Regions from separate parts of the Mus musculus genome. Here all the other regions are linked to region 7. Evidence: chromatin loops called from intact Hi-C (ENCODE). Cell type or tissue: left cerebral cortex. All regions are shown on one strand. Each heading gives the region's core, and the rest is flanking DNA. Links, peaks and the distances in the headings are about the cores only.

The links. A loop is a pair of places that touch in the nucleus more often than their neighbours do. Peaks named below come from ENCODE experiments on the same cell type or tissue, not always from the same donor. Only the 100,000 strongest peaks of a DNase experiment are listed, where the experiment ranks them.
Region 1: it touches region 7 in a loop (2.6-fold over the local background); 16 of 42 quality-filtered maps call a loop at or near these places.
Region 2: it touches region 7 in a loop (2.8-fold over the local background); 7 of 42 quality-filtered maps call a loop at or near these places.
Region 3: it touches region 7 in a loop (6-fold over the local background); 10 of 42 quality-filtered maps call a loop at or near these places.
Region 4: a loop joins it to region 7, with 1.9 times the contacts of the local background. A loop is called at or near these places in 6 of 42 quality-filtered maps.
Region 5: it touches region 7 in a loop (5-fold over the local background); 17 of 42 quality-filtered maps call a loop at or near these places.
Region 6: a loop joins it to region 7, with 3 times the contacts of the local background. A loop is called at or near these places in 4 of 42 quality-filtered maps.

What each region holds. Positions count from the first base shown.
Region 1 is chr1:164,306,110-164,310,384 of GRCm38, forward strand. It overlaps Blzf1 (basic leucine zipper nuclear factor 1), which reads right to left and starts at 1,375. Exons shown (of 7, transcript NM_001160209.1): 1 at 1,038-1,375; 2 at 330-407. The coding sequence starts at 369. Nme7 (NME/NM23 family member 7) reads left to right here and starts at 1,563. Exons shown (of 14, transcript NM_138314.4): 1 at 1,563-1,645; 2 at 1,951-2,141. In left cerebral cortex, for the core only: a CTCF peak has its summit at 2,052; DNase peaks (open chromatin) are centred at 1,182 and 1,493; H3K4me3 peaks cover 2,118 bases; H3K27ac peaks cover 1,019 bases.
Region 2 is chr1:164,742,757-164,747,082 of GRCm38, forward strand. No RefSeq gene overlaps it. Among named protein-coding and RNA genes, the nearest start is that of Dpt, 52 kb to the right of the region's middle. In left cerebral cortex, for the core only: a CTCF peak has its summit at 2,379; DNase peaks (open chromatin) are centred at 2,416 and 2,631.
Region 3 is chr1:165,018,002-165,022,327 of GRCm38, forward strand. All of the region lies in intron 5 of Gm51669 (a long non-coding RNA gene), which reads right to left. Among named protein-coding and RNA genes, the nearest start is that of Gm51669, 41 kb to the right of the region's middle. In left cerebral cortex, for the core only: no CTCF peak of the experiment used is centred there; DNase peaks (open chromatin) are centred at 887, 1,746, 2,534 and 3,367; H3K27ac peaks cover 1,505 bases.
Region 4 is chr1:164,582,552-164,586,877 of GRCm38, forward strand. No RefSeq gene overlaps it. Among named protein-coding and RNA genes, the nearest start is that of Gm26685, 81 kb to the left of the region's middle. In left cerebral cortex, for the core only: no CTCF peak of the experiment used is centred there; DNase peaks (open chromatin) are centred at 1,970 and 3,922; H3K27ac peaks cover 780 bases.
Region 5 is chr1:164,315,087-164,319,412 of GRCm38, forward strand. All of the region lies in intron 3 of Nme7 (NME/NM23 family member 7), which reads left to right. Among named protein-coding and RNA genes, the nearest start is that of Nme7, 9.6 kb to the left of the region's middle. In left cerebral cortex, for the core only: CTCF peaks have their summits at 408 (motif pointing left) and 1,799 (motif pointing right); DNase peaks (open chromatin) are centred at 401, 1,802, 2,334 and 4,074.
Region 6 is chr1:164,587,587-164,591,912 of GRCm38, forward strand. No RefSeq gene overlaps it. Among named protein-coding and RNA genes, the nearest start is that of Gm26685, 86 kb to the left of the region's middle. In left cerebral cortex, for the core only: no CTCF peak of the experiment used is centred there; DNase peaks (open chromatin) are centred at 2,369, 2,738 and 2,902; H3K27ac peaks cover 1,411 bases.
Region 7 is chr1:164,896,772-164,901,097 of GRCm38, forward strand. It overlaps Gm32652 (a long non-coding RNA gene), which reads right to left and starts at 2,885. Exons shown (of 5, transcript XR_865700.2): 1 at 2,628-2,885. In left cerebral cortex, for the core only: a CTCF peak has its summit at 2,136; DNase peaks (open chromatin) are centred at 1,196, 2,196, 2,436 and 3,034; H3K4me3 peaks cover 992 bases; H3K27ac peaks cover 1,695 bases.

The DNA of each region.
Region 1 (4,275 bases), core at 1-4,000, 590 kb before region 7:
TAAAGGATGCAGACAAGTGACATCAAATATAGGTATAGTTTTCATTGATCCATGTAGCACAAACATCTGTTTTCACTAACAATAGTTACAGTGTAGTAAAAATAAAACGAACAGTTGTATTACCTGCCTTACTAGATAATCAAGGGGGAGCTCTCTGAGTTCAAGGCCAATGAGTTCTAGGGCAGCCAAGGCAACCCAGAGAAACCCTGTCTCAAATAACGCCCTCCTACTCCAAAATAAACCCAAAACACAACCCTCCCCCCCAAACCAAAAAAGCAACCAATCAAACAAAAAACCAAATCAATTATTATCAAAACAAAAACACTTACCTTTGTTTTCCGAACTTTTAAGGGTAGTCATTTTTTCCATAACTAATGAGAATACAATCCAAGACTTTCACCGAAGACCTAGAGATGTATACATACGAAAGAATTAAAGCAATAACAATATATTCAGAGAATGCATCTACTTTAAAAGTTATTTTTTAATTGTTTCTGTCTTTAGTACCCACGTTCTTCATTATTTCCTTTTGACGGGCTGTAATGTATACCTGTTAAATAATGAAAACCCAGGCATAGGTTTAAGTGGTCTCTGGAGTCTAGACTGTAGAATAGGTGACCACACGTCCTAAAAGCTGACTGTTCCTAGATGTATACGATTCAGTACCCGGTCTAACTTCCTGAACATCACAAATCCTTGCCCTGGGAATGCATCCTGAAACTCTATCCAATGGCAAACAGAGACTTTAAAGTCAGAAACTTCGCTGGGACCATGCGATGCCGATGAGCAAGTGTCCTTGTCTAAGAAACACCGGGTGAAGGTGTGGGGAGGCATGGGTGCCGAGTTTAAAAGGAGAGGAGGTGGAAAAATTAAGCCTGTCAGCCTCATTCCCCAGGAGTATGAGCCCAAGTTTGTCCCTGTCAGGAGGAGCCTCTTCCCAGAACAACCTTTAAATCCCAAACCAATGGCTGCCGAACTCCAGCCCAGACCATCCTCTTCCCACCGCGTCCGGCACACGGGCCGGCTCCAGGACTTACCTGTGATATCCTTACTTCAATGTCCACCGCTCAGGCTCTTCACTCGCTCAGCAGCCGGCTGACTTGTAAACTCCCCTGGCACTCGGAAGCCAACCCGCCCAAGCCTCCCTGACACGCAGCGCCTCGCTCACTCTAATCACTTCCTATTACACAGGGTTTCATTTCCGGAATGCTCTTCTGAAGGACAAGGACCAACTGACACTTCGTGCTGTGTGTAAAATGAAGAGAGACAGGGTCTACTATGTATCGGCTCGGAAAGCGAAAACTGGAAGATATCTACTTAAAAAAAAAGTACCAATAGATAATGCAAGCGGTATGGACGCTTAAACTTCCGGGTCACTACCAGCCAGACGGAAGTGAACGCGTTGGAACGGAGAAGGTGGCGTCGCGTTGCCCCAGGCGATGAGGCAAAGGGTGGATCTTTGAGTGAATGGGCGGGGCCTAATTACTCCCAGCCAATGGAGACGAAGCAGCTTCGAGGCGGCGTCTTCGAAGCAGTGGCTGGAGGAAGGCGGGGCTTGCGTTGCCAGAGTAACCGGATCATTGGTGGTGGTGTAGTCTTCCTGTGTACAGGAATCTATTTCCTGTGCTGAGATCTACAAACTATGGTAAGTGTTATAGGGAGGCCCTATGAAAGGCTCCGAGACCCTGGTTACGGAACATCCAAGTCTTTGGGCGATTGGGCACCCCGCCTTTCATCACCTCTTACCTCGCTAGGAGCAGTTCCTTCTGCCTCTGCGCACCCCTTTTCTTGCAGCACCCTAATTTCCATTTTAGCGCCACTAAGACCTCAAGCTAGAGCAATGTAACAGAAAGTAAATGGGGGTGATATGGAATCTAAGAAAACCCGATGAGAATTATTTCGAATAAACCGTTTATAAGCTTGCATTGTTTATCTTTTTCGTTTTTCAAGCTTGCAGACCCTTATCGACGTGGTGCTGTCTCAACACTAACTTGGATCTGAATCTCCCTGAGTGCTGGAGTCAGTTCTCCCAAGCGGTGGAGTTCTACCTTGCATCTCCTACCAGGACCGCTTAGTAATAGCTGTCTGCTGGCTCAGCGTCTAGTTCATTTCATACTTTCCAGATCACTGTGTTTTAGCAGGTATGTTTTTCAGGATTACTTGGAGAGTTCTAGCATTCACCAACACCACCATAAATTATGACTGAATAGGAATGGGGCTTGATACTTTGCGTTTTAATAAGCCTTTAGATGGTTTTAATGTACCCATTGCTCTAGTGCACAGAGTTCTAGTTAACTCATCTTTAGTCATCTCTGCACTTGTGCGTGGTGGACGGGACAGAGCAAAATGTTGCCTTCAGGTGGGTGTAGCTGTGACTTAGCAAGAGGCATCTGCACAATGAGGCTTTCTCATTGACTGACGTTCAGCAGTCCTTTTTGTTAACCAATCTGGTCCTTTGGTACCAAAGAGACCTTTTCAAACCTTTACTTCACAGACCCAATCTCTTTCCTCCCTCTTTTCTCCTTTCTAGGCACTTGACAGAATCTAAGAGGCAATGTATTCAGTATTGGATTCCAAATAATCAATGATTTTACCTATTCTGTAGCCTCGTATTTCTACTTTAACGAAGGAAGTGTGGAAGTGACCGTTCATCTGTTTTGCTCTTGATTTCTCTTGCTCCCATCTATTGTAACCATTTGTGGCATGAAGTTAGTTAGCATTTGATCTGGTGTGTGTGTGTGTGTGTGTGTGTGGTGTATGCTGATTTTGTTTTGTTTTGTTTTGTTTTTCGAGACAGGATTTCTCTGTATAGCCCTGGCTGTCCTGGAACTCACTTTGTAGACCAGGCTGGCCTCGAACTCAGAAATCCGCCTGCCTCTGCCTCCCAAGTGCTGGGATCAAAGGCGTGCGCCACCTCGCCCAGCTAAGCTGATTATTATATAAGTACTTTTCTTACTGTGACTCATGATTCATCAAAATCAAAACTTGGTCCTTGAGCATGAAGAGTGGAATTCTCCGGGCATGCAGGCTTACCTTAGAGACAGTCCTCTTACTGTTTGGTAGAAAAACTGGGGCTGGGGGTGGGGTGGGGTGGGGTGGGGGAGGCCTAAAAACAGTTAATTAAAAATCTCAGGGTTCCCCCTCCCCTCCATTTGCTGTCAGTCCTTTCTGAGAAGCAGCAAAATGTTTTGAAAGGAGGGGAAGCTAGATGTCCTTCCCTCCGTGTGCAGTCTGGGCACAGGCAGACAGATGTATGTGGCAAAGGCCGATAGGGTGATAGTGTCTGTGGAGGATGGAGGTTGTTCACTGACATAAGTATATAACCAGCATTGGGGGTGGCTCCGTTGGTGAAGCACTTGTCTTGCAAGCGTGAGGACCTATATTCAGTCCCCCAAATGCACTCAAAACAAAAGCTAGACATGGTGGCATGTGCCTGTAATCCCAGCACTGGAGAGATGGAGACAGGTGGATCACTGGTTGGCCAGCCTATCCTATTTAGTACATTCCAGGCCTGTCTCAAAAACCAAACAAGTAGTAACAAAGGGACCCGTATCATACAAGGAGAGAACTAACTCCCCTAAGTTGTCCTATGACTTCTATATATGTACTCTGATACACGCATTCATGATACATAAATGTAAAATTAATGAGGAATGACACCCAAGGATATCCTCTATCTTCTACATGCATATGCATACACGTTTTTGTGTGCCCCAACACACGTGTATATACACACAATGAGTTCCAGGCAAGCCAGAGTTGTGTAGTGAGACCCTGTCTACACACCTACACACACACACACACACACACACACACACACACACACACATGGGAGAGAGAGAGAGAGAGAGAGAGAGAGAGAGGGGGGGGGGGGAGAGAGAGAGAGAGAGAGAGAGAGAGAGAGAGAGAGAGAGAGAGAGAATAAATAGTTTGACATGCAGTCAAGGTCATCACAAGATGTGGTTTTCAAACTGAGATTTTAGTAATAGAAAAGATCTCAGGTGGCTCTGGATTCCTCGAGGCAAGGTGAGTGCAGAGGTGTATTAGAGGCTCTGGAGGAACAGAGGACTGGAGAAGGTGGGCACAGACCCAAGATACTGGAGTATATGGCGCTTGGCAAGAATTTTAGATTTTATTTTTTGATGTATTAGCATATGTGTATGTGTGTCTCATATGTTTTATCTATTTCATCATTTAAATTGTTTCCTCTTGATTCTACCTTGAAACTTCAGCCATATTAATTTGATCTAGCAGTACCAATTTTTTTCTTCTGAT
Region 2 (4,326 bases), core at 255-4,254, 150 kb before region 7:
TCACCTGTTCAGACTAATTTCCTAAGTTCGGCGGGTCCCGGACCAAGATGGCGACCGCTGCTGCTGTGGCTTAGGTCGCCTCCCCAGCCGGGCGGGCACCTGTCCTCCGGTCCGGAAGGTGGCCGGCTGTCCCCGGCCCACACAGGGTGCTGCCTCAGCCCCTCTGTGCTTCTGCCTGTTCCAGAGGCTGTCAGGTTCTCTGGCGCACCCTCTCACCTGTTCAGACTAATTTCCTAAGTTCGGCGGGTCCCGGACCAAGATGGCGACCGCTGCTGCTGTGGCTTAGGTCCATTTCTGTAGTTTCTTAAACAGAAACAGTAGTCAGTGTCACGTGACTTAGGTCTTATTAGCACTTCGGTGTAGAAAAGGATCATTTATTGGTGTAAGCAAGTCCCTGTGTTGTGACTGGTTTTCAGCAAAGCACAGTGCATTCTATCTACCTCTAGGGCCTACAATGAAACTTATAATAATAACATCAGATAGATTGGAACACAGTGACATTTTAGCAATGACCACATACGTTCAACCTTAATAGAATGTGTCTGCAAATGTTATTGACAGTTTAAATGCTAATTTTAGTTATTTTTCAAAATTGTTGTCTTGGCAAAGCCTCTATCCAGTTCTCATTTTCTTTAAAAAAACAATGCAGATTCAATCAGAATTATTTAAGAAAAAAATAAAAAAGTTCAAACTTTCTTTTAAAGTTAAGAAAACTAAACTTAACTACTACGTTGGCACAAAAGTTGTCTTCTGCTTAGTTTAGTATTCTGGCATATACCAAAATGTACTATGTACTATTTAGTATGAGAACCGTATGTGTGTTTAAATCTACAGTAGTCATGTTGCAGATCTGTGGAACTTAATTATCATACATATTCATATTGCTTGACAATTCACAAACACTGAGAGAAGCTCTACTATGATACTTCTGTATGTGTCTCCGGTTTCCTTTGAAGACTAAAAATAATGTTCACAAGAATAGACGTTGCTTCATGGAACCTTCATAGTCAAGCAAAACTCAAGCGCCTTCTATTCCAATCAATTTCGTTTATAGTCAAGGAACTCAGAGCTTGCCCATGAGTCCCAGACGGGGCTGTGTCCAGTGGCCAGAACGAGGCTAGAAAAGGAAGTTTGGTTTTTCCTCCAATTCCTTTACTTTCTTACAAGAGATAGCTCTAACCATGACTCCCTCGAAAATAAATGGTAAAAAGGAAAATTTTAATGTTAAACGAAGGTCAATCTATTAAGAATTTCTCCATAGAGTGGATTCAGTACTTAGGGCACATTACAGAACTCTCATTGGTTGCACAAGGTGCAAGGTGAACACACTATGCTACGCTTCTCAGTTCTAAAGATAGAAGTGTCTTGACTGCTTGTGCATCATGCACCATTTTCATTACTTCTAGACGATCTAAACTAGACAAAATATAGAATTATAAGCCAAATTTTCCCTTAGCTAAAATCCCTTAGTGATTTTTCATTGTCTACACAGGTCAAAGACTTCATTTCACCCTGGCTACATCTTCATCTTGTCTCTTACACTGCCTCAACCTTCTTCCTTTTATTATGCAATGTGGCTATGACTTCTACTATGCCTTTGTGTTTTGCTCTCCCTTGCAGTTGAAGTGTCTTCATGACATAGCAGCCTCGTTTCTCTTTTCTGGCTCATTTTTGAGGCTTCAGGTGACATTGTCAGTTGGCTCTCTTTGATATGGCCAGTGCTCCCCAACTTCCTGGATTTTATTCTTCTGCCCTGATTAGGTATTTCCCTCTGCATACTTGATCTCTGCCTTTAAAACAGGTAATGACAAAACACTTTGTTCGGTGACCACCTGATTTACTGTGGGTTCCTTGCAGGTTTAGTTTACAGCAAGCATAAGGTCTGACATACTGTAAAAGCATGGTATGAATTCAGTGAATGTCACTGGGATAATTAAATGATGAATAATTAAATGAGCTAATATATACAGAATGCATAGAGCGGTAGTTGGCACACTAAACATAGAGCATGCCAAGGAATAAATGAATAAACTTTAAGTTCTTTCCAAGTCGTGTGTTCTTCTGTGTGGTGAACATTGTGTTTCAACAGGAGTCAGACAGCAAGTGGATAGTCACTGGGATTTGTGGAGAGAACTGAGAAACATTCCAGTTTGGTTAACTCTAATGAAGAATTTTAAATGGGGAAATATCTTATATAGGTTCTGCAAAGAGTTCTAAAAGTGAACTGTGTAAAAACCACACACCCTGTCCAGTTTCATGGAAGCTCTCTTAGTATACAGAGAATGTGGCCTGTTGTTATTGTTCCCAGAGGGAGGGATATTATCCTTGCTCCTAGGCATTCAAGACTTTGAGTCTGTGACAGCTCTATGCCTAAAGCATCCACTAGGGGTCTAACTTTTGCAGTATTGTAATCCTGGGGGAAATGGTTCCATTTCCTTCTTGCCTGTAGTGGCAGTTGTTAAGGTCTATGTACTGGTTGTACAGTCAGCCAAACTCCCATCATACTGAGAAGAATAGGAATAAAATAAACTTCTTAAGGGTAGAACTTTTCTCCTGGCCTAAGTTACTCTTCCACTCTCACTAGAAATGGGTGACTATAGCACTGGCAATTCAAACATCTTCTCCACTTGTAGAATGGTTTATATAGGTTACCATCTGCATGTAGCAGCTGGACTCAGTCCTTTCTAGTACTGATGCAATTTTTTTTCCACATTTTATTTTTACTACAGATCTGTTGCATGCTATAAATTTGAACTTTTGAAATTCTTTCTCTTTTTTTTTCCCCTTCCCACCAGCTGCCATTCTAAGAGTATCACAAATTCTGGAGTTCATCTCATTTCCACTCCAAGTACAGTACACTGTTGATAAACTTATTTCACATGGTGGCCATTAGTCTATTTATGAGCCTTCAGCTCCTCTTTAGGAGATGTTGATTTATATTGGAAAAAATGAACGTTAATATTTTCATAGGCCTTGTATTTGATATTTTCACAAATACTGTGGTGTTTTGTCTTTGAAAAGCTCTGGTTTATTGTGTAGGAATTAATTCATCACATTTGTTTTACAGTTTCAGTGAGTCTTCTAGGTCATGCAGAAAGAAAATGTCAGCAGTAGAATGACAGACCTGGCTTGGGCTATAATGCATGTGCTCTTATTTGCTAGAAATTACCATATGATGTTAACCATGAAAGCACCCTAGGAGATACTTTCCATGTGCACTGGTTTTCTTGGAGTGATAGATTTTTAGGGAAGAGAATTCAAGGGAGAAATTGAGGGTGAAGTGTGGAGAAGTGAATGTTTGTACACTAACAGAACTGACTCATTTTCTCCTTGAAAGTTTTACATATCATGATATTAATTAATGTATTGTCATTGTGCTGTCTGTTCTCTATGTAAAGTGAAAATATGCCTTGACTGCTCACCACTCTCTCATGCATGATTCTAACATAGTAGAAAATGGAAACAATGTCTAGAAAGCATTCTCCAGTTTTCTCTCTCTGATTCTCTCTTTCTTTCTTTCTTTCTTTCTTTCTTTCTTTCTTTCTTTCTTTCTTTCTTTCTTTCTTTCTTTCTTCCTTCCTTCCTTCCTTCCTTCCTTTCTTCCTTCCTTCCTCCCTTCCTCCCTTCCTCCCTCCCTCCCTCTCTCCCTCCCTCCCTCTCTCTCCCTCCCTCCCTCCCTCCCCCTCCCTCCCTCCCTCCCTCCCTCTCTCTCTCTCTCTCTCTCTCTCTCTCTCTCTCTCTCTTTCTTTCTTTCTTTCTTTCTTTCTTTCTTGGTATTTTAAATCTTTATTAACAACTTATTATAAGACAGTAACTTTCTAAATTTCTGAGGATGTGAAAAAAAGTTCTGCTCCTGGGTATACAAGAATATAAATATTTCCACTCTGGATATATATATATATATATATATATATATATATATATATATATATATATTTATTTATATATATATATACATATATATACACACATTCTCATTTTTGTGTGTGTATGTGTCTAAAATTTTTGTAAGAGTAACCATGAAAACTTAAGTGAAGAAGAATTTTTCTCAGTTTAATATTAAAATATTCTGACTCTCCTAGTGGCAGAAAGTAGTGTGGTTAGAGGAGCTTTGGACCAACAGAGAGGAAGTACTCATAACACCTGGAAGTGAACCACCCAAAAGACAGTATAACTGAAAGTCTAGGAAATGGTTCTTTCTTCTATTATTTAGATTTAATCCTTTTAGACATACAATCTTGATGTAAATACCATTATTATTACCCTTATATTATTATTATATCTGCCATCTCTTACCCCAAATAATCACCAGCAGCAACGTTTCTC
Region 3 (4,326 bases), core at 69-4,068, 120 kb after region 7:
CTCTGATGAAAACCTGGAAGCCAAATGGCAAATATGGCTAAGCATTACTGAAAGCCCTGCCGTTTATCATGTGGACCGTGTCATTTAACAATTGCTGAAATAACTCCAGAAGGCCTGACGTCACGAGAGGCTCAGAGGGGCATCCTTCGCCTTCTTGTTTATAGCAGCTGTGGGACATCATACATGCTGGTTTTCATACAAAGACCCACCCCAATCAAACCTTGCTCTTCCCAGTGAACAGGGTTTAAGCTTTGAACAGGTATTTATCAACCGTATTTGTCATTATACGGTCTTGAGGATACAGAGGTGAGCAAAGCAGAAAGTCCCAGTCTGCATGGAACAAGTATTCATTGGGAGTGGTATTGTGCAGGTATATAAAAATGGAGAGTTATGCCTTCAGGGTGGGTTGATGATCTCTAGAAAGATCCTTATAGGGATTGAGTCTAAGGCTGAGGGGTGACCCAGGGATCCTAGAACTCTGTGCTAACTCATATCAACTGGATCAAAGTAGGACGTGGTGGCTTTAGTATTAGAGTATATACTATTATCAAGCAATTTATACTTAGTATTATTGAATTATACAATACTATAGTATTTAGTATTATCTAGAAGTATAGTATTATATATAATATCGTATATTATAGAAACGGTGTATTTGGGGAAGAGGGAACAAGAGTCTCCGCAGAGGCGCACACACTTGTGGGCCTCTTTCTTCTTATTCTGATGATAACTGCCTCAGAATACAGACATTTCACCCAGGAGACGTGAGGCCTTAGCTCTGTAGGGGGCGGTTCTGATGCTTTGATTGGGAATTCCTGTGTGAATGCTGAAGGTCCTGTTCTTCAATTGGTTCTCGATCGATCAATAGAGATACCAGCAACCAATGGCTGGGCAGAGGAGGCGGAACTTCGAGGTTCCCGCAGGCAGGCTAGGAGATGCAAGATTGGAAAGGGAATTCACCTTGTTTCAGAGGGAGAGAGAGTCATCGGCCACATGAGATGTCCGGTGGAGTAGTCATTGGCTGCTTCCCCAGGCGGGAGATTAGAAACGCAACCAAGCTAAGGGCAGATTTACAGTGTTGAGCAATGAGTGAAGGTAAAAGCACGCTGGCTGCGGGAGCCTTAGAAGAGCCCAGCCGCTAAGCCATAAGGCAGGTTCAAAATGAGCTCTGTGTGTCTTTCATCTGCAGGTCCCTCGGAACCAGGGCAGTGGCTGGTAGCACAGTCTGCCTGGAGCTTAAAGCAGGGTAGTAGAAACTACATGCTACAAGCTCTCACTCCGTTCCTATAAAAAGATAACAAACAGTGGGCAGAATCACCAACATAACTTACGTGGAGACCGTCTTTTCCCACAGCTTTTACTGTTTGGGGAACTTTATTTTTCATTATTTCATCAAGTAAAAAAAAAAAATCCATCCTGAAGCATAACTAGATTTTCATAGTCTAAGGACATGTTCAGTCTTTCTTTGTCCCTTTCTGACCCTAGCTTTGCTTGGACAGTAACTGAGCTGCCATGAGAGAATCTAGCAATCAGTGCTGAAAATTATCTAAACACATGAGGGCCCATCCTCATTGCTAACCTAACTAAATATAGAATCACCTAGGAGACGTCTCTCTGAGTGTGTCTGTGAAGGATCTTCCAAAGAGGTTTAACTGGGAAGGGAAGATATGGGTAGCAGCGACCCATGGGCCACCCAAATGCATGGGGGCAGGGGGACACTGCCTTCCTCTCTCTGCTTCTTGACTGTGAGTACAACATAATGAGCTGCTGCACACTCGCATCACCATCATTTCTCATCATAATGGACCACACACCCTCTTAAATCATGAGCCAAAGCAAATCTTTCTTCTTTTAAGTTGCTTTCTCAGCTGTTCTGTCTTCTGTCATAGCAACAAGAAAAATACCGGATGCATCTCTCCTACCTTTACTACAGACCGATCTCCCAATTCACAGAAAATTAATACCAAGACCCTCCGTTCTCTTATGAGCACCATGTACAAGTACCCTATGTAAAATCACCTAATATTTGCATATGAGCTATTCTCATCCTTTTGTATGTTTTAAATACTAAGTTAATATCTAACCCAATGCAAATGTCATGTAAAAATTGATACATTGCCTGCATAGGAAACAATGACAAGGAAGGGGGTCTTAATGTGTTCTGCCCGGACATGATTCTAAAAATATTTCCCATCTACTTCATTCAAAACCCATGAACATGGAAAGAAAGCTATGGTTACCCTTCCACCTCTTGATCCTCACGGTTGTAACAAAAATGCTTCCCCAAGGAGCCCTACTCACTGTTGGTGGGTCTGTAAACTGGTACAGCCTCTGGAGATATCAGTAATGGAGTTTCTCAAAACCCTAAAGATATAATTACCATATGAACCAGCAAAGCCACCCCTGGACATACCCCTAAAGGACTATATAACCTGCCGCAGAAATATGTGTACAGCCCCATGTAGTACTGCACTGTTAATAACAGCCTAGTAATGGAAACAGCCCCCATGTCCATCAACTGATGAGCAGATAATGAGAATGTAAGACATTTACACATTGGGATTTTACTCAGCCATAAAGAAAAGTAAAGTTGTGAAATTTACAGCTAAGTGGGTGGAACTAGAAAAAGTATTTAGCCTTATGGTTAATGCTGATCCCAGCAATTTGACAGGGTCTACAGAGTCTTTGGAGACCAATCTCTGTGTCAAATCCCTAATAAAACAGTCTAAGAGAAAAGGAAAGGTCTATTATCATCATTGTTACTATTTTTGTTACTGTTGGTGGTAATATGATTGGATGTCAGAAGACAACTTTATAGAGTCGGCTCTCTCCTATTATCTTGAAGTTGTTCCAAAGATTGAACCAAGGTACTAGGCTTGTGGGACAGGTGTCTTTACCCACTGAGCCATTTTGCTGGGCCCTAGGAATGCTTATTTTGGTTCACAGTTGCAGAATGTTGGAGTCCATGATGACAGGGAGGCAGGCATCATGGAACTGCTCCATCCACAGTGACAGAAACGAGAAACAGCCGCGGTTCCCACTGTGGTAGGCAAAGAAAGTGAAGCCAGGCTGTCTATACTCACCAAAAACCATCTTTAGTGCCACATTCTGCCTGTGGGCCCCACCTCCTAAAGTCTCCAGTGCCCCACACCGCAAAAAGCCACCAGCTGTGAACAAATGCCCAAGATAGGAGCCAGTGTGAGCCAGACAGTTAAGATTTAAGCCCTACCACTTTCTTCCATCCATCTTTTACTATCTTCCCCTTCTGTGCCCAACTGTTTCAATGCCCTGGGGGACTGGGGGAGGCAAACTTTCACTTGCAGAGAAACCATACTAAAAATAAACCCCAGAGTCCTTTGCAATGCCGTCCTACCTCACTGACTCACATAGTACTTCCTCTCTCTCCCCCACTTTACTCCCTCGCCTGCTGCTCCGCTTAAAATTTCCCAATGCTCCCCTGAGTTCGTCCCTGTCCGTTTCCACGTTGCTCTCAGCCTGCTTTCCTTAAGGAGCCTTATGGGTTGGCAAACTCCTTAGAAGTCAGCTACTTTAACTATTGTGTTTAAATGTTAATTTATTGCTCTGATTTTTTTTTTCAGGAATTCAGCTTTGGCCCTGCTGTTCTCAAGCCCACAGGTCTAAGGCTGGCATGCAACAAACATTTCCTCAATCCTCAAAACTGCTGAGAAACCTTCTTCCGAGTTTTTATGTGTCTCTTATCCCTTTTTAATTAAAAGCGTTGTTCCTCAAAGACTTCTACTCAAAATAAGCATGATTTAATTTAATTTCTTTCTGTCTTCTTTTGTTTAGTCTCTGGTCTGATACCCTTGTGATCATAAACTATTTCAAACGCACCTTGTTTTAGTTATAGTTTGAGTTATCCTTCAGCTGAGTACCTAATTATTAGTAAAATCACCATTTCTGTGTGGAAATATTCCCAATAAGGTCCAAAAATCCAGCTTGAAAAAATTACATTTTTAATATTAATCTTTCTGCGAATTGGGAACACTATTTAGATGGCTTTTAAAATCTTAAGAATCCCAATTTAATTTTGCTATTCCTTCTATTTTGAGGAACAAAAAATAATATGCCCACACCAAACACAACAAGGAGAGTTAGTCATGGCCAAATTAAGCTGTTACTAATTAATTCTGTGTATAACTGGTTTAGATACATTGCTAACTACTGTACGCCTAGACAGGCATAATCATGGAAGTAAGCTATTCCTGCTCAGGGCCCAGACAGAATGGCAAGATGCCTGGATTTCCACAGTGAGGAACTGTGAGGCCATGTCACACCTCATATGCAGCTTGCCCCATCAGGAGA
Region 4 (4,326 bases), core at 81-4,080, 310 kb before region 7:
TGCAGCAAATAGATTTGATTTCTGGAGATATAAATGAAAAAAAATGTCCCCCATAGGCTCATGTGTTTGAATACTTGGTATCCCAATAGATGGCGTTGTTTTGGGAGTTTCAGGAGATGTAGCCATGATGGAAGTCAAGTTTCAGGTCTCTGGGGGGTGTATAGAGAAAGCATATGGCCTCACCTCACTTCCAGTATGTCTTTTCTGCTTCATGCTTGAGGTTGAGATGTGAACTTCTCAGCATCAATGCCTGCTGCTTGCTGTCCTGCCTCCCTGTCTCGACAGATTCCTATTCCTCTGGACCCATAAGCCTAAAGAAACTCTTTCTTCTGTGAGTTGGAATTTCATCATAGCAACAGAAAAGTAACCAAAGCATATTGTAAATAGTAGTCTGCAAGACTTTCAAGGAAGTATTGTTCTTTATATGGGCAGGTCCAGGATCTACACTTCAGATAGAATCAGCAAGGTGTTATCTAGTTTGTTTGGCAACTTCTGCTTACTTGGGTAGCGTTTCTGTTCTATTTGTAAGTTTTATCTTTTTTCCTTGAGATGTTTATACAATATGCATAGCTGAAATACTATTTTCTTTTCAAAACACATGTATGTTATTGTTCTACATCACATAGTTACCCTGCAATATAACAATACTCATGTGTATCCTTTGACACATCTTATTTCTCCTTCTCTGCCCCTCACAGTCACCATTCTCCCTGTTTTTATGCATTTTCCTTTTAGACATTTCCACATATAAACAAGATCATGCATCACTTTCTTCCCGTCTGTCTTGTCTCAGCTAGTGTAATATCACTCATGACAACACAGTGAAACTGGGGGATCAGATCTTAACTATTAACTATTAACACTTATGAGAGTAGCAATGTACTCTCTTACTAGTATAGAAAACTGTATTTTCATAAACTGTTGGGAAAATGTCAAACAGTGCTAGTTTTGGGGAGGTAACTTTGACAATGTTAGCACTCTTTTTTACCCCAGGTTCCATATTAATTATGTATCTCTAACATTAAAAATGCCAAAGATTAATCACAGATAGATACATATATGTACATATATATGTATTATAATATATATATATATATATATATATATATATATATATATATGCATACAAACACACACACACACACACACACACACACACACACACACACACACACATATATATAATTCCAGATTCCAGATATAGTTAAATCTCCACACAAAAAATGTCATAGTTCATGTAATGGGAAATTATATAGTTATTAAAGAATAAGAACGGTACTTACAAACCACAGTGGAACATGTATCAAATCATACTGTTAAAGATTAAGAAAGCAAAGCCAAAGGAATATATGAAGCATCTTTTCTTCTGGTAAGAAAGAAGAGGATTCTTTAAAATGCACATATTTTTCTTTATAAAAGAAAATATAAATAAACCAGAAAACATTAAATGATGGGTCTGGAAAGGAAAAAAAGTGGATGTGGGAAGGGGTGGTATTTAGGAATAACATTGTGTGCAGTTTTGTTGTTTGAAAGAACTTGTATGTTCTACCTTAAAAAAAATACAGTTGAAGCTGGGCAGTGGTGGCGCATGCCTTTAATCCCAGTGCTTGGGAGGCAGAGGTTGACAGATCTCTGAGTTCGAGGCCAGCCTGGTTTACAAAGCAAGTTCTAGAACAGCCAGGGCTGTTATACAGAGAATCCCTGTCTCAAAAAAACCAACAACCAACCAACCAACCAACCAACCAACCAACCAACCAACCTACCAATCAACCAACCAACCAACAAAAAACAAAACAAAACAAAACAAATGAAATAGTGAAGCAAACAGGATGGGAAAGAGAAAAGGACTTTCCACTGAGAGTAAGCTGAAGCAAACAAACTGTTAGGGCACTTTAGATAAGTTGTATAACCACAAAGAATGAGAGAAAGAATGAGCAAGCCAGCTAATTATGAACATGGCATTTACATTATATCCTAAGTCTTGAACAGAGGAGAGAAGCTAAGAGATTCTAAACTGAGTAGAATTCCTTCTTCTAGTTGGATGGACAAAGAAGTCTGAATCTACTTTTGATATATTATAGGACTAAGAATATGAGTCACTATGCATTTCCTGAGTGCTAACTTAACTCATTGTGGACAAAGAACATATATGGAAAGGGGTAGGCAAGGAAAAATCTCAAAGGGTTGGATTGTATTAGCAGCATCTAATGAGTCATCATTTTGAGACTACACACCTGTTTATGTAAATATGTGTATATCTACATGCTTATTTGCATACATAAATTTATATACATATATTTCTACTAGCATGCAGACCTCAATTTATCTTTTTAAAAAATATGTACTTGTCGATGTTTTGTTTGTATGTATGTCTGTGAACCATGTGTATGCAGTGCACATGGAGGCCAGAAGAACTTTGGGTATCTTGGGATTGGAGTTCCAGATGGTTGTGAGCTGCCATGCAGGTGGTAAGAATTGAACTTGGGTCCTTTGGAAGAGTAGTCCAGTACTCTTAATTGCTGAGCTGTCTTTTCAGTGTCATAGACATCAATTTATCAATATAAATTTTTAATAAAAGAAATCAGGAACTCTTGAAGAAATGGCAATTCCAGCACAGAAACAGTATACTAAAAAATGACCTTGTGGTATTTTTCTCTAATGGGGAGGAAGGAAGAGTCCATTGATGTTAAGAGATATTAAGGATCAGTGATTGTTGCTTCCTGTTATTTTTGCTGTTAGATGTGTGGATGTTTCAGTCTTACTTAGAAGGGGGAACAAAATAATCTCAGGAAGTAGAGGGAAGGAGAGAGGTGGGAGGGACAAAGGAGGGGAGGAGAAAAGGGGGGCAGGATCAGGTGTGGGAGGAAATGGGAGAGATGTACAGAGGGTCAGGAAATTGAACAGAGGTGTGTATCAGTGGGGGATGGGGAACTGGGGGTAGCTACCAGAAAGTCCTAGATGACAGGAAAAGAAGCCAGTCTTGGTCTGAGACCCTGGATGGAGTCATTCAGATGCAGAAACAGTGATGTCCAGAAGAACATGGATGAATGGGTGGGTAATGGTTGAGGGTAGTGATGGATGGGTGGATCAATAGATAGGAAATAAAGATGGATGGATGGATGGATGGACAGATGGATGGGTGGGTGGGTAGGTGGAAGGATGGATGGATGATGGATGGATGGAAGGCTGGGTGGGTAGATGGTTAGGAAAGAAAGAAGAATGATTGGATGGACAGAAATACAGAATAAATACATATATACATATGTAAGTACATAAATAAATACATTTATATACATATAGATGATAGATATATAGATAGACAATAGATAAAATGATTTTTTATTGAATATGAAAACTCATGAAATAAAGACTTTATGTAGCTTTCTCTTGGGGTCAGTTGAGGGACTATGGTGAGAATTCACACATCATAAGCACACAGCCCTGCAGACCTGGAAGCGAAGCCAGTCTTGGCCTGAGTCCCTGGATGGAGTTGTTCAAATGCAGAAGCAGTGATGTCCAGAAGAGCACCAGCTCTTACAGATCAATGAAGCTCAGGAACAAAAGGCCTCAGCGAGCTGGTGGTCTGGGAAGAGCATCATTTGCACCTTTGTGGCTCTTCCTTTGCAGTGGAGAAGAGGGAGTGTTGCTGAAGATGAGGCCAAGCAGTGCTTTAAAAGCTCAGATTGTTCCAAGGGGCGGGGATGAGGGGGAAGGAGACAGCATGGGCAGAGGAAGAGAAAAAAGAGAAAGGAGGAACAGGAAAAGAAAGGAGGAAGAAGTCTTTAGTTCCGCTGGCATCTAAATTTGGTAGATGTTTAGACAGCCAATAATTTATTTCCAGGCTTGCAAAAGCATTTATTCTGCCCTGCTGTCGACATGAGATCTCACACACATTTCACTGAAGTGGATTAGCTCACCGGGGTTGCATTTTAACCCACGCTCGTTGGCAACACCGTTATCTCTGTGTGGGAGGCACACAGGGGTAGTAATTTAGTTGGAGGAGGGTGACAAGCTAGCAGACGTGCATTGAGACTGTGCTTGAATGGCAAGCTCCCATTTCATTTCTTTGGTTCCTTCTTTTTTTGAACCTTCATTGTATACTTATTTGTGACAGCGAAAAAGCAGAAAGTCGCCCCCAATTGCTCTCATTTGCTGATAGCTCAGCAGTCACAGCTTAGAAGAGGCCACTGCAGTGTCACTTCCATAAGGTCACAGCATGTCATTGGGCAATGTGGACAGCAACCATAGACTCACTGTACACTGACCACAATCTGGTAGCCACCAATTGCTTTGTGGATGTTCACACTGCCCTTCTGTCCAATCACT
Region 5 (4,326 bases), core at 202-4,201, 580 kb before region 7:
TGGCATCAGGAAGGTTGAGTTAGAGCTCAGGGTACAGCCAGGTCAGTCAGACAGAAACCGTAGTGAGGAACGGGGTGGTAGTCGGTGTGAAGAGGAGCTGGACCTGGAGAACTTAGACCAGTGTGGCGTGGCATTGTGACGCTTTAGGAGTGGAGGGGATTTCCGGTTTTCCTAATTCCGATGATTCTGACACTGAGATTGTCACCTAATGCGTAGTAGAGTCACCTAATGCTCTAAATTGTGAATAGCAGTAGGCCCATAAAACAGTAAGCAGGGGACCACCGGATAGATGGCTGCCGGTTAAGAGCACTGGCTGCCCTTCCGGGTGACATGGGTTAATTTGCTAGCCCCACGTGACAGCTGACAACCATCTCTGATTCCAGCTCTGTGGGATCTGACACCCCCTGCTGGTCTCCACAGGCACTGCATGTGCAGCAGAGACATCATGTCGGCAAAACATCCACATATATAAAATAAAGCGAAATACAGTCTCAAAAGTGTAGTGATACGTGGACATATTGAGGATAATAATCATTTCATAGAGGTTGCTTTTTACTTCTGCTGTTATGGTGGTGATGGTGGTGGTGGTGGTATGTGTGTGTGTGTGTGTGTGTGTGTGTGTGTGTGTGTGTTGGTTCTAGTGGAAACTAATTCATATACTTGACTGATATTTTTAAAAAACATGTTCATGATCTCCGAATCTAGTCTAGTCTAGTCCCCAAATTTAAAGATAAGCAAGCTGAGACACGCTTTGAGGCGACGTGCCTCAGGGCGGCGTGCTTGCTGTTTGTCATCCACTGGCTGTGTACACTTCCTGTGTCTACCCAGCTGACCCCGTACTGAATTGGTTCTGGCTTCTCAATGAAGGGAAGGAGTTAAAAGCTGAAAACTAATTTTACACACACACACACACACACACACACACACACACACTCTCTTTCTCTCTCTCTCTCTCTCTCTCTCTCTCTCTCTCTCTCACTAAATCTTTATACCACAAGAAAGTTATTCTTGAGGTAGCTAATAGAACCTTTATTTTTAAGTTGTTTTCCTCTCATATAATAGATTTAGGTGTGAGGGGGCAGGTGAGGAGAGTCATCTGTTATTCACCCTCCATGACGGTAGAGGTTGAGCCTGATAATTAATTTATTAGTGGCTAAAAACCAAGGCTTCAAACTTGCTTGAGAATAACCTGGGGAGATGACCAAAAAAGTCAGTCACTTTGTAATGTGAGGGGTCAGACATTGTTGGCCTGACCTGGCATGAAGATGCTGTAGTAGAACCAGAAGACAGCCTCTTTCTCTTAGGAATTGGAACGGGAGGGAAGCCCGGTGCTCCTCGGAGTTCCTGTCTGCCCGCTGCTGAGTACTTAGCTGGCTGCAGCTCTTTGAGTAGTGATGTCCTGATTTTATGAACACTCAAGGCGATGGTGCAGCTCTAGTGTAGCCCAGGTTGAGGTTTTTACTTTAATTTTTTTAAGTTACAGCTCTGTTTAATTTCTAAAGTGCCATAGGTAGGGTGAAGGTGTTTAACGTTTTCTTTTATTGAATTCTAGCGAATGACTCTGCAGCTTTCTTGTAGCTGTACAGAGAATGACATGTTAGCTTTGTTTTTAAACCTTCAGTTCATAGAAGACAGAGTGAAACATACCATTATTTACAAAAATTTATGACTCACCTGGTGCTGCTTGACTAGACCCTTTACAAGTTTGCTATGATTTAGCTCATAATCGCAGGATTAAATTGGTGAACTGGTTGTGTGACTCAGCTTTGGTGACATGTTGTAACCACAGTGAACACTAGGTGGCGCTCCTCCATCACTGGATGGCATCCTTTTCAGTGCCTCTGAATTTCATTGGTGTTCATATTGATGAGCCACTCAGATGCCACCTTTGTTGAAGTCAGGAATGCACAGAACCACTGATTATGTCTCATAAAGTGAAAGATTAAAAAAATGTGAACGATGAATTCTTCTGTTGGATTAAACCTGAAAATGCTGTTTGTCTTACCAAAAATGTAAGGATTCAACATTAAATAATATCTGAGTTGTGTGAGGCTATCTAGGCAAATGCATGAAAGAAAACTCTGTCCTAATACGTATGTCTTCAGGTAGGCTCTGGCAATCGTGGTATTAACACATGCTGGCATACACAGGCTTTTCTCACTATAGAAGGATGTCTGTGTTCATAGCCTCTCAGTCCCTGTCTGCTTACCATCAACACACCATCTTCTCCAGTCACGAATATTCAAACACCCTTCACTCCTGACAAAAATGCAAACAGAGTCGGGAGTGACTTGCAGCTAATGCCCCGTGGTGATTGTTGCAGCGCATGCCAGTCCACATGTGTGTTTGGCTTCTGCAGCATTTGGCACCTAAGGCTGGGTCTTGCTGTGCTCATTCTTGCAGTGGGCTGGGCAGGGTTCGGGATGAGCTACAGGTGCCCTCGTGTGGCACACATTTCCTAGCCAATGGAAACAGTGCTCTGAGACGAGCACAGCCTTCTCTATGTGCACAGACGTTAGCCCCGTTTGTCAGTGACACTGCTTATCTATGCTGTCAACTCCTAGAGAGAAAAATGAATAGAGTAGTCTAGGAAGGGTTGAACTTGCTAAAAGTGCGGAGGTCAGTTTAAGCACCACAGTGGAGACAGGAGCCCTTCCCAGTGTATCCACGCCTCCTACGCCAGCTTCCTACACCAGCTTCCTACGCCAGCTTCAGGTTGTGGTGCCTTTTTGTTTCTTGAACTCCATCTTCCCCATCATAACTCTATACTTTTTATCTCCCTGGAATATTTTTCTCCTAGGTCTCTACATGACTGGCTTCTCCTTGTCCTGGTATTGTCTTAGAGGGAGACCTTAACTGTCTCTCCTAGTTGGAGGCCGGTTCCTTACCTCTTTTACCTAAAATTTATCACGTATACTTATTCCCTTTCCTTAGAGCATTTATCATGACAAGTATTGTATTGTTTGTTTTTACATTCTATGCAAAGTATGAAGAGAGATAGGAAATGAATAGGTATGGTCTATATTAATAGAGCTCTGTCCATTTTGAATATTCTAAGTGACTGTTGTAGTGTCTGACAAAGAGAAGTCATTAATTTTTTATTAAGCAAATGAAAGAAATAAATTCAACTTTTAAGAATGCCTACCTTTCCCTTTGTGCCTACCGGTGGATACATACTGCTTTTCAAAGTTCTTCATATATTTACTCAAAAAGTATTGTGTTGCATTTTCTACATACTGCAATATACTATACTATACATACATTATACATGTAGTCCTTTCAGATGCAGTCTTGAGCCAAACAGACATTTTAGCAGGGGAAGGAACTCTGCAGTCAACGTCTGTTGCATGAAGACAGTAAGTGCTACAGGGAGAATGGCTGGCTGTTGTGAGCAGTGAGCCCTCCTGGTGGTGGATAGAACTTCAAGGAGGTGGCCAAGGTCTCTCTCATAGAGAAGAAGATGAAAGTGGAGCAGGGTTGGGGAGGAGAAGGAGTGAGCCATGAGATATTGGAGGGAAACATCCCAGGAAGTAGGTAGGAGCAGCGGTGGGAAGGCTCTTGGGTGCATACAAAGGATTATGTGCCTAGGGCAAAGTCCGCAAGAGTGAGCGTCATGGGAGGCCATCGCAGACAGACAGATCTCACAGGCTTTGCTTGAATGGAGACACTTCATACTCGTGTACTAGAAGACTTGATTTTCCAATGGGGTAAATAGACTGAACACAATCCCTGGTAAACTCCCAGAGGCTAATTTTGCAGAAACTGACAAGCCCATTCTGCCTTTGAGATGGTAACATGAAGTACTGAAGTTAGCCGAGGCGGTGTGTATGTGTGTGCATGAGTGGAAGCGAAGAGGCCAGAGGTCAACACTGGGTGTCTGCCTATTTATTTCCCATCTTACCTTCTGAGTTCGTGTCTTTCACTGAACCTGGAATTCACTGAAAGGCTGGGTTGGTTGGCTAGCAAGCCTCAGAGATCTGGCTGCCCATCTCCACCTCCCGTGTGCTAGAATTACAGGTATGTGCCGCCATACCCGGTTCTTTTCCATGTGTGCTAGGCACCAGACTTAGCTTTTCATGCTTGCATGTTAAGTGTTTTACAAACTGAGCTATCTCCTGAGTCCCAGCCAAGATAATTGCTTAAAAGTATGAAATTGGAAGATTTGCCTTTCCTGAATGAAAAAGGTGTAAAGTTTCTGTTTTAGACAGTGTGATGCAGCCCAGGGATAGCTAGGTTTCATGATGAGTGGAACGGAGTTCAGAGCCCAGAGGTAAACTCTTGGCAATAAATTAGTTTTTAACAAAAATGTCAGCACCATTCAGTGAG
Region 6 (4,326 bases), core at 65-4,064, 310 kb before region 7:
AATTGTTTCCTCATTCCATAGTGTTAATGTTAAACAGAGTTAACAAGCACCAACGGGTGTTTATTATTCAGAAAAAAAAAACTATTTCTGAATGCAGAAATAAAAGAAAAATTAATTCCATTCCACAAGAGGTATATTGGGGTGCTGGAGTTTCATAAGCTCAAAAAAATGTCTCCTGAGGCAAGGCGCTGCCGCGCAATCTGTTCTTGTTCCCATGTGATTGAATAAAGGAATGAGAGACTCTGGTGACCTTGAGGTACCAAGATTCATGAAAAAGGGGTTCGTGTAAAAAAAAACTCTCAAAGGAATAATGGGAATGGGTTGGTCATCGATAAGTTCATTTCCCTTTGATGCCCAGGTATGTGACATTGACAGCCGCACGGTCATTGGGAACTCTGGTTCCCTCTATTTTGTTATTTGTCCTCAAAGAACACCTTGAATTTTGTGGCTCAGGATGGTTGTGTCACCATCACATCCGTATTCCACCCAGCTGGAAGGAAGGAAAGAAATATGAAACACACTTACACTAGTGAGTACTAGTTACGTTGCTGTAATAAAATACCCTGTCAAAAATAAGTTAAAGAAAGGCTTTATTTTGGTTTAAAGTTCCAGACAACCCGTTATTCAGTAAAGGTGGGACATCAGGAGTCAGAAGCCTGCCCAGAAGACAGGAAATACTGTGGTCACATATAACAGGACTTTCTGGACCTGCCAGTGGTTAAGTAACGATGTAGAAACTTATAATATTTATAAGAGTTTAGGCGTTTAGCTTGGGCTACCTCCTAGCTAGCTCATCTAACTGAATCTTATTATCCTAGCGCACAATTAGTTTTTTTTCTCAACATTTTGAAATATGATTTTAATTGAAATAGAAGTACATTACTTTCCCCCTCCCTCCCCTCCCTCCAGCCCCTTCCTGCTGACCCGTCCTTAATGCCTCCCATGTTCCCCGACTCTCTATTGTGGTCTTTTTTTCTTTCTTATGGGTTCTTCCCAGAAGTACAAATAAAATGTTCATTCTGACACCAGTGGGAGATTATACTCCTGGACTCATCAGATGGACAGTGCTACCTTTCCTAGCACAGAAGCATGGCTTTTGGTAGTATTTTGACATTGTAATTTTAGTGAGATATTTGGGGAAACGCCATCAGAGTCTAACCCTTGAATCTCTCTCTCAGTGCCAGGATGCCCAACCCCCTCCATCTCCTAGAGATCATCTCCCAGAGATCCTCGCTCAGAATGGAAGTCCTGCCTTCCCTTTCCTGCCTAGCTATTGGCTGACAGAGTTTTCTTAAGGCAATCAACAGTTGAGAGAGGAAGAGAGTTTACAAACCATGAGGCTGGTTATGAGCCATAGGAACATCAATAACAACAATGCCAAGATTCTGCTAGCTCTGGGCTAGTACAGCAATCAACAATTGACAGTGCAGAGATACCTTTACACCAATGTACCTGTTGAGGTACATACACATAATACAGTACTCAATACTGTTGAGTCACATTTCATCTGCACACAAGGGGGGAGAGAGACAGAGGGAGAGAAACAGAGAAAGACAGAGAAACACAGAGAGAAACAGAGATGGGGGAGAGAGAGACAGAGACAGACAGAGAGAGAAAGAGCAGACGTCCAGGCTGTAAAAACTCAGAGGCAGTTCCCATTTATGTGTTTACTTCCCCCAGCAAAGCTCTGCCTTCTTAAAGTTCCATAACTTTTCTAAACAGCTACCAACTGAAGATGAAGTATTCAATTACACAGCCTATGGGGGACATTTCTCACCCACACCACAAGTAATGATGAGACAGTGTGGTCACAGCCATAGAAAATGTGTATCCACAACTCAGGGATGCTGTTGGCCTTCAACATCCTTGGCTTTAGATCTATTCCTATTTATTTTGTTTCTCTATCATATAGCAGAGTCCTGTAGGCTATTTCTTCTAGGTCCCTTTGCTTGCATGTTTTCAAGGATTCACCCCAGTGTAAGATAGCAGGCTAGAGGAAGGGTGAAGCTGGGATATTTTCTCCCATCTGCTTTTGCTTCGTGCTATGACTGTAGTGGTAGCTGTATTATGTGTGTGACCCAACCCTCAATGCCCTATAGGTTCTAGGGACTCTGCCTTTTTTGTCTTTTTAGTCCATAGGTGGTACCAACTCCTTGAATGTTCGTTGGTTCCTAAGTTGCTTTACCATGCTCTTGGGTTTGCGTCTTTCACTATCTGAAATCATTTTCTTGTATTAAACACCCAAGCTGTGAGAAGTCAGAGCTCAGCTTTATCTAGAGGTGACATCATAAAGAAAGTAACACTTATCACTGCAGGGCTGCAGACTTCCATGGACATGAATTCCAATATGGATCCCAGGTCTGGAGAAGAGCACAGGTAGAGATAACTGAGGTGATGTAGGTCAGGGAGGACAAGGGACCACAGATGAGGACCCCTCGGTGAGTCAAAGTGCTTTTGGGAAGCAGGGCATTTCTCCAACCCTGAGACGTGGTACACTTCAGACATCATCGTATGGCTGAGTATTATTCCTGCTGTGACAACTGCGTACTGGTCTTCCATAGGAAATTGAACAGTCTTATTTTTTTAAATCTAAAATCCTAAAAAATATTCTGCCAGATGCTTCACTCATCCTGTGTCCCTCCCCATCCGCCTATTCACATTGGCATGTGGACATGTTCCCACCAAATGAGTCAGTCAGATCGGAACATTAGTCTATTGGAGCAGATGTCACTTTAAGAAAACAACATTTCACCATTGCACAAAGCTTACCAATAGCATCTATCATGTGGCGATGGTGCTGATCTAAAGGAAAGGGGTAATTTTTGGTGAATTCAAAGGAGATAAGATGGCTATAATTATAGGGCATTGCTTCTAACTAATCCCAGAAAGAAGAAAGGCTGTTTTGTATCATGTTGAGATAGGGGAGGGAGGAGGGAGGGACTTGGCAAGGAGGGTAGGCTGTCAGAGGGAGGAGGTGGGAGATGGCAGTGTTTAGGGATGGTATTTTTGTGTCTTACTTACCCTGTCTCAGACTAGACGCTTCCCAGCAAGTAAACAAGACCTTTGAAGGTCGCTGAGGAGAGAATCCAAGGGATTTGCTCAGTGAGAACACCTCCCTGTATCTCACAGGTTTCCTAACCACAGCTCCTCTTTCCAAGCCCTCATAAATCCGCCTGCTGCCTGTCGTGGTATCATCTCATATTGGTCTAGTGTAGAATCTTCACCTCTCAAACGCAACCAGTATGAAACACAAGGCAGTTCGTTAGCGGGAGCTTTATGATTGTGGTGGTGACAACCATCTGCTACTGTGACCTAACCTTTTGTGCATTCACACATAGATTCCCTAACTAGGTCGACACTGTGTGTTGAATGTCATCCTCAGATTCTCTAGCTTCCCATGTATGACATAAGTTCTCAGTGCATGTTGACTGATTGGTGAGGTATCAATGCAAGTGGCTGTGAGGTTCAATGGCCTCCCCAATGGGAGGCAGAAACTAGTATATTTTGTGGAGGAAGGAAATTAGCATCTATAGAGAACCTATGAGCCAGGCCTTCTACTGCAATTATTTTACTTCAGCATTGAGAAAGACTGCACAATAAATATACTCAAATTAGTGCTGAGGGAATGGAGATTTGGAGAAATTGAGGTTAGTTTATCAATGCTACAAAACTCATAGGTTACAAAAGCTAGGGATTTAATCATATGGTCATTTGATTTCAAATTTTATGCCCCTTTAAAATGAAGCTTTATTGTCAAGGGACATCCCCTCCCCCCACTTCACTTCTTTCAACCTGACCAAAATCAGATGATTCTCACAGGCTGTTTTAGCAGTTGAAGACTTTTCAGTCTGTCTGACTGAACTTTGGAAATACTCTTAGGAATAAAATGAGGTAGAGAAATAGCCTCCCTGCCATGTTCACAAGCTGGGAGATGTTGTATTGCAAAGGTAAGAGTAGCTAATGTTGAAAATACAGTTACCTTTGTTAGATTACTAAATTTAAAATAGAGAGATTGCCATGAATTATCTGAGGGGCTCCAACAAAGTCACAAGGTTCTTTAAACAAGGAGGAAGGGAGACAGAGTGATGCAGAGTGGGAAGAACTCGCATGTCAGTGTGGGATTTGATGGTGGAGCAAGAGTCTATGAGCCAAGGAGCATGGGTTCCAACTAAGACCTGGAAATGCAAGGGAGTGCTCTTTTGTGGAGTTTCTAGAAAGAAATTAATCTCTCCAACATTCGATTTCATCCCGCTGCCACCTGCCCCAGATCGCTGACCTTCAAAACTGAGATAATAAATTTGTATTGTTTCCTGACCCTTGTTACAG
Region 7 (4,326 bases), core at 160-4,159:
CAGCTCAGGATGCCTTTGTCTGCCTCCAGCAAGTTAGCCTTCTCCACTGGGCTACAGCTCAGTGCTGTCCCCATTGGGGGTGACTTTGGATCTCCTAGTGAGTTATTTCTAATTCCATCCCACACTGCCCCAGATCTTTCTTGTTTAGTTAGATAAGATGGCTCTAATTATTGAGGCTGAAGGTCAGAATGAGAATGGATCGCTAGGGCTGCCAAACTGTATGCCCCGAAGCGCACTTTCTGGTTCAAGAACACAACTCCTTCCCCCACCCTACCCCCTTGCCCCTCCCGCCGTCCACTCTGAAAAAAGCCACTTAGCTCTTTATCTTTGCCCAAGTTAGGGCCAACGGCTAGAGAAAGTGTCCTCTGCCCCCTGCCTCTCTCCCAGCAGCATGAGAAGACAGCATTAGGGCAGCATTAGAACTCTCTTGGAAGAAGGTTCCCTTTCAGAACGCAAAATGTCTGTCAGCCCTCTCTACCAGTACTGCCACCCCCAAGAAGCCACCGTGGACAGGGAAGGCCTGATAAGCATTCATTTACAATTTTCCCTTCATTAGCAAGAAGCCTGCTTCTCTCCTGGGGTGAGACAGAGATAGCTCATCTGCATTTTGATTGCTGTGTTAGGATAATGACAACCGAAAATAGGCTCTGAACTCCCTCTATGACCAGTTTCCATTAATTAGATTTAATTGTGTGACCCAAGCAGGGAAAAGAGATCTCCTTGCCTGTCCATGCATAAATCATATCTGATTTATCCCACTGTGTTTTCTTTTATGTCTCATCACACCTCCCAGTGCTGGAACCCAGGAGCCCGCCTGCCCTCCCCCACCCCTCCCCTCCAGCCTGCCCTCTCCCACCCCTCCCCTCCAGCCTTCCCAGTGGTGACTGAGATACTAGCCTGCCTTATCTCAAAACAAGGAAGTTTGCTCACAATGCTATCATGCCCATGAGTCTGTAAGTGACACTCTCGGTTGGCTATGGCTTGGTTTTTCTTAAAGCTAGGAGAAAACCCATCCCTAAGGGTCTTAATTGGTCTAATTCTCAGCAGTCATAACTATGGTCAAAGCAGAATGCAAAGTCACAATTTTCTGCCGATCCATGACAGAGACAGAAGATGTGAATATAAATACAAGATGGAGAGAATACATTGGCATGAGTACAGCTCAGTATCTTCATGATGGAGACTGAATATGTTAGATACGTTAGGATGACTCAGGGGTCTAAGGCAGTCAGGAATCAGAGGCAAGTCAGTGCATCTCTGAGTCCGAAGCCAGCATGAGTTCTAAGACAGCCAGAGCTACAGAGAAATCCTGTCTTTAAAAAAATAAAAATAAAATAATGACAAAACAAATGGTGTTTGTCTGTCTCTTTGTCTGGTACAGATTTGATTTTTACCTTGTGAAAATAAAAAAATGCAATCTCAAACATTGTGTTTTATTCCACTATAGAGTAGTGTGTGTGTGTGTGTGTGTGTGTGTGTGTGTGTGCAATCTCATAATTCTGCTTTGAATTTGAACTCATTTGGCCTCCTACTTATTCTCTAATTATTTAATGGGTTATGTAAAATCTCTGTCATGTAGTCATGTTGTATTTGTATGTGAGTCATGATTTTACCTTGTTGAAAATTGTGTTTCAGCATAGAATTTCCACTTACTATTGGCAGCTGCTATATGAGTAGCTATTTGCTATAGCGACTTCAGCTCCATTTTCTTAAAAGAAAGTGCCAGAAAAAGATAAAGGTCATTTGGCAGGCTAGGCAGTGGGTGGTAAATCAAGCCCCTTGCCCAATACCAAGGAGGCCAGGGCTATGAGAGAGAGAGAGAGAGAGAGAGAGAGAGAGAGAGAGAGAGAGAGAGAGAGAGAGAGAAAACGTAACTATATTGATTTGGATAAATACTGAGGTGTATGGATAGATAGCCTTTGCCCTACTGAGAACATCATCAGATTTGCGGAGAACAGATGAAATAATCCACACATTGATCCTCTCCAACAGAAAAGCAGAATCAGGGGAAGAGGTAATAGGTGTGCGAATTTACAGAAAAACGCAAGCAGTTCCCCCTCAAGGGCTTCAGGTGCCCTGTTCAACTGAAGCTTTATTATCCGGACTTGTCCTATTTCTTGTCGCTATACTCAAAACCCTAGAGGGCAGCAGCGCGCCCAGAAGGACCTAGCCCAGTTCCTCCTGCAGAATGAACTCAGCGAGTCCTCAATCATCTCGCATCCTGTACACCCGACTCATTGTCAAGCAAACCCCAATAAGGCAGTCGCCCACCTACCCCACCCCCCATTCCCATGCCTCGGCACTGCGGGATTAGGGCTCTGGGCTCCATCACTGTCCTGGTGGACGCCTGCAGCAGGCTCCCCCAGACTCTGCACTGCAGCATTGCAGCAGCGCCTGCAGCTCCTTGTGCTGGGTGGGAGCTCTGCACTGCGCCGCCGCCGCCGCCGCTGCCACCCCCGCAGCTCTGCGCAGCCTCTGAGCCGCAGTTTACATAAGCCTGGCACTCACAGCAGTGAGCTCACCTTCTCTGGGATCTGGATGCAAACTCCCTGAGAGACAGTAAAAGCCAAACCGCTACTAGATTGCTCCTCACCCCCCAACCCCCAGGAACTGTCAAATGGTCATACCCTTAGTGGCGAAACCGGAGCCGGGAAATGCCCCCAGATAGGACAGAAAACATCTCACCATGGACAGCGAACTCTTCTTCTTTTAAAACAAAAACAACAACAACAACAACAACAAACAAAAACAAAAAAAACAAAAAAACAGCCACACTTGGCAAGGTATGTGACTTTGACCTCTGGTAATACAGTTTCCTCTAACCGGCTGCGATGGGCAGGGTTAAAGCCAGCCAAGGGCGTCAAAGTCAGTTTGCCAAGAAAAATAAAGGGCGAACTGGTTTGTGCTGGATCCTCTTAATTGCTTCACTTCACTTACTGACTGACCTTGTAGGTAATTTTTCTATCCTTCTCTCCTGGCTTTTCTAGAATGTTCAGTGGAAACACGGAGAGTTTTCCTCTGGGGGCAATAGGCCAGTCCCAATTTCACGCTGACAAAAATAAGTGGCACTATGCATTTTCTCTCTTCTCCAGCCAGTCTCAGCTGCTTTCTTCCGCCCCTGAGAAACTTGGAGTCTCACTCCAAAAAGCTCGGGCCCTAAGATCCTCTGCCTCTCACCTCCATCCTTGCCCTTCAGAGCAAAAGATGTAAATCAAACCACAGATGTGTGACTCCTCCCCTCTACGGAGAAGGAAAGAACTCACTCTGATCAATACTATCATGCCTAGGCAGGGAGTAGCATAAAAATGCTGAGATTACTCTACGGTGAACATGCTTGCCACAAAGCTTGATGACCTGAGTTCTATTCCTGGGACCCACATAGAGAGAACTGACTCCCACAGTTTGTCCCCTGACTTCAACATCTGTACTGTCACACACACACACACACACACACACACACACACACACACAGAGAGAGAGAGAGAGAGAGAGAGAGAGACAACATAGGTAAATAAACCATTAACTGATTAAAACTTGTAATTGCCATAGGCCTCTGCTAAGAACTAGGACTGCTGTTTGCTATCACCGAGCTTTCTACGCCAGCAGGGTCAAATAGGGAGAACTTGGACCTGATACAGAAAATCAGGGCTGCCCAGTGTACCCTGGATTAAGGGGAGGACATGGAACCTTCAGCCTGGAATGTCATGGGCAGACTTAGACAAGCTGGTCACCCAAGTCAGGGATAGGATGCTAAAGGGATTTTTTTTTCTTTTCTTGGAAACCTGAGCTCTGGATTGAAAAAAGGTTTTCTTTTCTTTCCCAAAATATATGAGAGTATTTTCTCTCTGAGGAATTACAGCTAAGACAAAAGATAATGCCCAGCAAGCCTTTCAGAAACCTGACCAGCAGGACTTAAAGAGAGCAGTAAACAGGGCAGGATTCTAGAAGTAGGTGTCAAGACATCTAACGGACTAATAATGTTCAGGACATTTAATCTTCAGCTATGCCCTGCTTATGCCAGTTGGAGTGGCACAGGCATAAAAAAGAACGCCAAATCCAGGATGGCATCCCCACACATGCCCCTGGCTGCCGCTACCCCCACCTGGGACCTAGAATAGCAACAACCATCCTCTGTGTGGCATTTACTGGGCATCGTCAGATGCCGTCTCTTAGAAGTGCCAGATGCACCATCATGGAACGAGCCCTGGCCTACAGTCAGACACCTGAGTCCTATTTTCAGGCTGGTCCTTCTGTCTGGGGACCTTAGTCAAGCTCTTAACCTTCTCAAGTGATCTATAAATGTGAGGAATGTTTTCCATCCCTTCT